Linked DNA regions of Homo sapiens: region 1 is linked to region 2. A link is a contact called in ENCODE Hi-C or POLR2A ChIA-PET data. All regions are on one chromosome and are shown on one strand. Each heading gives the region's core, a stretch centred on a gene start or an enhancer-like site at or near the end of the contact. The rest is flanking DNA. Distances are from core to core; before and after follow the strand shown.

Evidence for each region. A loop is a pair of places that touch in the nucleus more often than their neighbours do. ChIA-PET counts read pairs that join two places held with the same protein, here RNA polymerase II (POLR2A). Pooled maps may share reads with other maps.
Region 1: a map of heart left ventricle shows a loop between it and region 2 (2.3-fold over the local background). The contact joins two enhancer-like sites. A Hi-C loop is called at or near these places in 1 of 168 maps with a recorded cell type or tissue (heart left ventricle) and 4 of 50 pooled maps. POLR2A ChIA-PET finds 5 or more read pairs at or near these places in 3 of 52 experiments (B cell, OCI-LY7 and activated CD4-positive, alpha-beta T cell).

Annotation. Positions count from the first base shown.
Region 1 is chr11:100,850,151-100,853,106 of GRCh38, forward strand. All of the region lies in intron 3 of ARHGAP42 (Rho GTPase activating protein 42), which reads left to right. Among named protein-coding and RNA genes, the nearest start is that of SNORD13I, 83 kb to the right of the region's middle. Within about 2 kb of position 1,610, at least 2 of the 41 ENCODE cell types and tissues checked have a DNase peak (open chromatin) inside an H3K27ac peak, as active enhancers do.
Region 2 is chr11:100,738,374-100,741,073 of GRCh38, forward strand. The region is part of intron 1 of ARHGAP42 (Rho GTPase activating protein 42); the gene reads left to right. Among named protein-coding and RNA genes, the nearest start is that of ARHGAP42-AS1, 52 kb to the left of the region's middle. Within about 2 kb of position 1,443, at least 4 of the 41 ENCODE cell types and tissues checked have a DNase peak (open chromatin) inside an H3K27ac peak, as active enhancers do.

The DNA.
Region 1 (2,956 bases), core at 360-2,859, 110 kb after region 2:
TGAAACCGTGTTTGGGGATGCAATAGACAGTGCGTATCACTTTTCAAAAAAGATTTTAATAGGGAAAATAACTACTTTTGAAGATATAGAAATTAGAAAATATGAAAATAATACGTAGGCTACGTGGTTCCACTGTAACTTAAGGCTCCTAGGCTACAGATCTATACAGGATATCACTGTACTGAATACTGTAGGTGATTGTAACACAATGGTAAGCATCTGTGTATCTAAACATATTAAACACAGAAAAGGTAATGTGTTGTACTGCAATGTCACAACAGCTATGACATCACTAGGTGACAGGAATTCTTCAGCTCCATTATAATCTTATGGGACCTCTGTAGTATATGCAGTCTTGTTGACCATATATACCGTGTTGTGGTCATAATGTGGCTGTTATGTGTTATGTATTTATTCAAAAAACACCTATATTAAACAACAAATAGTGGTAAAGAGTGCTAACTATACAAGATCTCTTTTATCTAGTTATTAAAGCATGTCTTTTAAACATGTATCTGTTAACCTATAACATTTCCAATTAAATATGTCTTTTCCAATATTGAAAAGATTAAATTCATTTGTACTTCTTTATACTTAAACTTAATTTTACACATGTAAGGCTTTCTGGTTTCTGAGTTTCCCTAACAACATTGGCACAAACTTCTACTCTAGCACTGGTGACAGTTTTAGCTTCACAAGTCTATCTGGGAGATAGTAGCTTTCTTTTTTTTTTTTTTTTTTTTTTTTTTGAGATGGAGTCTCGCTCTGTCACTCAGGCTTGAGTGCAGTGGCAGGATCTCAGCTCACAGCAACCTCCGCCACCCAGGTTCAAATGATTCTTATGCCTCAGTCTCCCAAGTAGCTTGGATTACAGACGTGTGCCACCATGCCTGGCTAATTTTCATATTGTTAGTAGAGACGGGGTTTTACCATGTTGGCCAGGCTGGTCTTAAACTCCTGACCTCAGGTGATCCACCCACCTCGGCCTCCGAAAGTGCTGGGATTACAGGTGTGAGCCACTGCGCCTGGCCAGGAGATAGTAGCTTTCTATGGTGCTAGACTGTGAAAGATTCTAGGGATGAACCTGAACACTGAATGAATGATCACAAAATGTTAGCTATAAACATTATTTGCTAACAAGAGCAACAGCATTCATGGTGCATGCCATTTATATTTAGTCATGTATTCATAACATTTCAGTCAGCAATGAGTCACATACATGATATTGATCCCATAAGATTATAATGGAGCTAAACAATTCCTATCGCCTAATGACATCATAGCTGCCTTAACATCATAGTGCAATACATTACGTGTTTCTGGTGATGCCAGTGCAAACAAATCTGTGCTGCCCATCTGTGGAAGTATGGCACATAGAATTGTGTGTAATACGTAGCACTTGATCATGATAATGAACACCTTTGTTATTGGTTTATGTATTACTATACTTTTGATCATTATTTTAGAGTGTATACTTCTACTTATAATGAAGTTAACCATAAAACAGTCTCAGGCATGTTCTTCAGAAGGCATTCCATGTATACAATGTTTGCACGATGACAAAATCGCCTAACGATCCATTTCTCAGAACACATGCCCATTGTTAAGCAATGCGTAATTACGTATTTGGCTCCAGGCAGTGGTATGTTGGTAAAAAGTTAACCACTGGCACTCAGGTGCATGTTGTATGCACATGCATGCATACATGTGCCTATGTATGTGTGAGAAATCTGATTGGTAGTGCTTGCTGATCTTCACTGAGTAAATCCTCCCACCTTGGCTGATTTCAACACAAGGTCACTTACCCAGTGCAGGTTGGGAAGAGATGAGCACAAAGGTTCTGTGAGCCACTATGAGCCTGCTTTAACACACTGCTGGCCCCAGACCTAATTTTCCTTAATTTCTCCCTGTATTAGTTAGATCATTCTCTGCTTTATTTATGTACATCTGTATCCTGCATAGTTCCTTCCTTCTTTCCCTCTTCTCTCCTGTCCTCCTCTTTATTCCCATTCTCCCCCATTAATGCACAACTACAATAAGTAATTTAAGAAATTGCATATATATTGGGATATCTTCCATTTTTCTTAAACTTTTAGCAATCTGCTATTATCTAAATACTGAACAATTATGATTAAATTATATTAACGTTCAGCTACTAAAATGCAATTGCTATAAAATATGACTGGGAATTTATTTAATGCATTTTATTTGCTTTTAAACTTGCAAAGGCTATCAGAAGTTTGCTTAAATTCACGAATGAATAATTTATAACAGATGAATGATTTTATTTTTTCAACCCAAAGATACTTAGTAGGGAATACCAAGAAGAATAGAGCAAAATTAGCCAGAAGAAATAGCATTAAGCGGGAGGAAGGGAGTGATATAAATTATCACTTTGCTGAAGCTCCCTCCCCTTGCTCCCATACACAAAGCCACTTTCCCCCACTCTAAGTTAGGGGTTAGAACATGTAAAAAGAAATATTTTTGAGGCCCTAATTAGCTCAGCTTGGGATGTACAGTGTCTCTGATTTTTGAGGTGGGAGAATGGGAGGAGGTGTATTTTCATGAACATGAGGATATTGACATAAATGGGGCAACTGTGTTACAGGAATATTTTTGGCCATCTTCTATAGTACTAACAAACATAGGAACATCACTGGAGTGGTCTAATTGTGCCACCAGAGGTACAAAGTTCAGCAGACCCTGGTGTTTCCTTAGAATGTGCAAAGGTAGAGGACTGGCTGAAGTAACCTTACCAGTATCCCCGAAGAACATTTTTACCTAGTCAAATGCAGGAGCGAGTATTTAACCTGTTGGAATGAAACAACTTCAGGGTGCAACATTTCTTAAATCTCTCTCTGAGAATACAGGTTCTGAATGACATAATTTAAATATCTTCCCTGTGTGACCTTTGAGTTAATATAGTCTTTTAAAAAATTCTATAAAATTGCTTTCT
Region 2 (2,700 bases), core at 193-2,692:
TGATATTTCAGAGCTGCAGTCTGTTTGGAACCTCACAGTACCGCAGTCTAACAAAGAAGTGCCAGCTTTGTTTTAGATTTAAAAGAGTATCATCTAAAGGATCTGACATTACAGACAAAAGAGAGGTAACTCACTAATTCCATCAGATGTATATTTTTTCTCATTTTGCAATTCCATCAAAGCAGTATTGCTCTTGGCCATTTACCTGTTTTTGAATAATGAGAGGTATCATGATTTTCATCAGTGAGGGTAATATATGTAAAACTTGCAAACAATTTATTCCTCTAAATAAAGTAAAAAACTATGTTGCTAGAGAAGTACTATTGCTGCTGACTACTAAAGGTAGTTAAGAAGTCAAAGTGTTTTATTATAATACAAATAAAGTGAACATGTAGAAATCTGTTTATTATTACGTTTCAAGTTTGAATATTTTGTTTTCTTTTTAAGAAGAAGCAGGGCAAAACAAACTGTGCCCGTTGCATTCCTTGCCAAGGTCAATGCTCCATATTTTGTCTGACTGTTTAATTTAATAGCATTCAAGCACAGAAGCAATCAGGAGGCCACTCCTATTGGTAAATCCATGCTTATAAAGAAAGCATGTATTTCAGAACTTAGGAAAAAAGCTGTTTGTTAAGCCCAGACCTAGTTTGAGATCTTTTTGAAAAGTGCTTATAATTTTCCAGAATTCTAGGATTAACTCAAGGAAATGCACAACAGAAATATGTAGATTTGACAGTGGCTTTTTTCTTCTGTTCAAGTTATCTTAGAGTCTTTTTTTTTGTTTTTGTTTTTGTTTTAAATGAAGCAGTTTTGAGATTCATTAACTGGTTATCTTTTGTCTGAGTTTTACCAAAGTGATCAAAAAATAAGGAACTATTGACTTTTGGTAATTAAAATACTCTTGGATTTTTTTTTTTTAGTTAAAGTTCAGGACCATTCACTTGGTTCTTAAACAATCTTGTTTTAACCTGAAGAACTCTTGATTTGAAACTTTGAAATCCTGAGAAACATTTTTTCTATGACTCTCAAAAATAACTTCAGATTGCAATTTGTTCTAAAGAGGATAAAGTAGATATACCATGCTTGTTTTCTTTTCCTTAATTGAGTTTCATTTATGTGATTAACTTAGATAAAAATACTCTAATTTGATTTACTGAAGCAGTCAGGATGAAATATTTTGCATAGTGAAGTGTGCTAAATCTTTAAAACTATTTCTAGAGTTTTTAAAGAAAGAATTTTAAAATGTAATGTACGAAGGTATAATTCTGTGTATCTATACTTTGTTTCTCCCTCCCCTCTGCATCTAATAAGCCCCTCTTTTCTTGTTCCTTTTGTAAACATGAGTTGCTTATGGCTTGTGTACTGAAAATGCTGCCAGGAAGTAGGGTGAGCATAACTTCTTTTCCCATGACCCTCAGTCTAATGTTGTTCCAAGGGTTCCTTACTTAGAAATGCCTTGATAACCGCATTCATTCCTGACATACCCCACCCCCAACACACACAACTGCTGAGTGCCATCTGACCCACAGTCCAGCTGCAGCTTTTAAAAATACTAGTGGCAAAGGCTTTTACCTAGAACGGTGACTATCTGTGAAAAAATTTTGTGTGTGATTTGTTTTTTGCGTGTTGAAATATTATTTTTTAAAGAAAGTTACTTGGTGTCAGCCTGCAAGTTAAAGGGTTATTAGTACAATTTTTTTTTTTTTTTTTAATTTTCAACTCACTAAAGCTTGCCTGTGTATGTTCATCCTTTTTGTATGATTTCTGGAAGTTTTCCTGTTGACAGTGAAGTCTAAAATGCTAAGACCTTTAGATTCTCTTGTTTCATGACTTTTATTATGAACATAAAACTTTTAAAAAAGACCTGGTCATGCTATGGCCTCTCCCTTCTCCCAAATTTTATATGATACCCTCAGTTTTTTTTCCTTTGGTGCACAAGGGAAGAAAAACGTATTTGCTGAGTAAACACTTGGGCACTGAATTTATTTCTCCCATCTTCTAAAAACTGTGAAGTGAGCACTAGCGTTCTTTTATATGTAGAAAATTGAGAGTGCAAAACAGGTTAACTAATTTGCTCCAGGAACAAAAGCTAGTCAGTCATGGAACTAAGATTTGAACCTGTCTGTCTGATACTAAAGTGCTATTCTTTGCCATTTGAAGGCAGTATCATTCATGCCATGAACATTAGCCAGAAGCTTTATGGTATAGGGGGAGGAGAATGGAATGTGTAGAGGAAAAGTTCTTGGAAAGCAGAGTTTGATGTAGAATGGTTCCTGAAAGTGAAGGGGATGGTGCCAGCAGTTGCAAGATAAAGCGATGGGGTAGGTACATTGCTCCTGGCAGCTGCTCCTTCTGCCTCTCCTGTTGTTGAGTGTCAGATTTTGCTGCTCCAGGGAAGATTCAACCACTGTTAAAGTTTGGCACAGGGTTGATGAAGCTTTGGAACGTTACTTACTGGATTATTTAAAAAAAATATGTCTATCAAGAGAAGAATAAAGAGGGTATCTGTGGTTATACTTTAATTAGTTATTCCTGGAGAGGGGACATGTGGCCTTATTCTAGTCCCATGGGCTTGAGGGGGAAAGCAGACAGATTTATTTGACTGACTGTAAGGCTCCTTTGCAGATTACATAAAGAGAGAAAATAAGAAATTTTATTTATTTATTTCTTTTTTTGAGATGAAATCTCACGCTGTCTCCA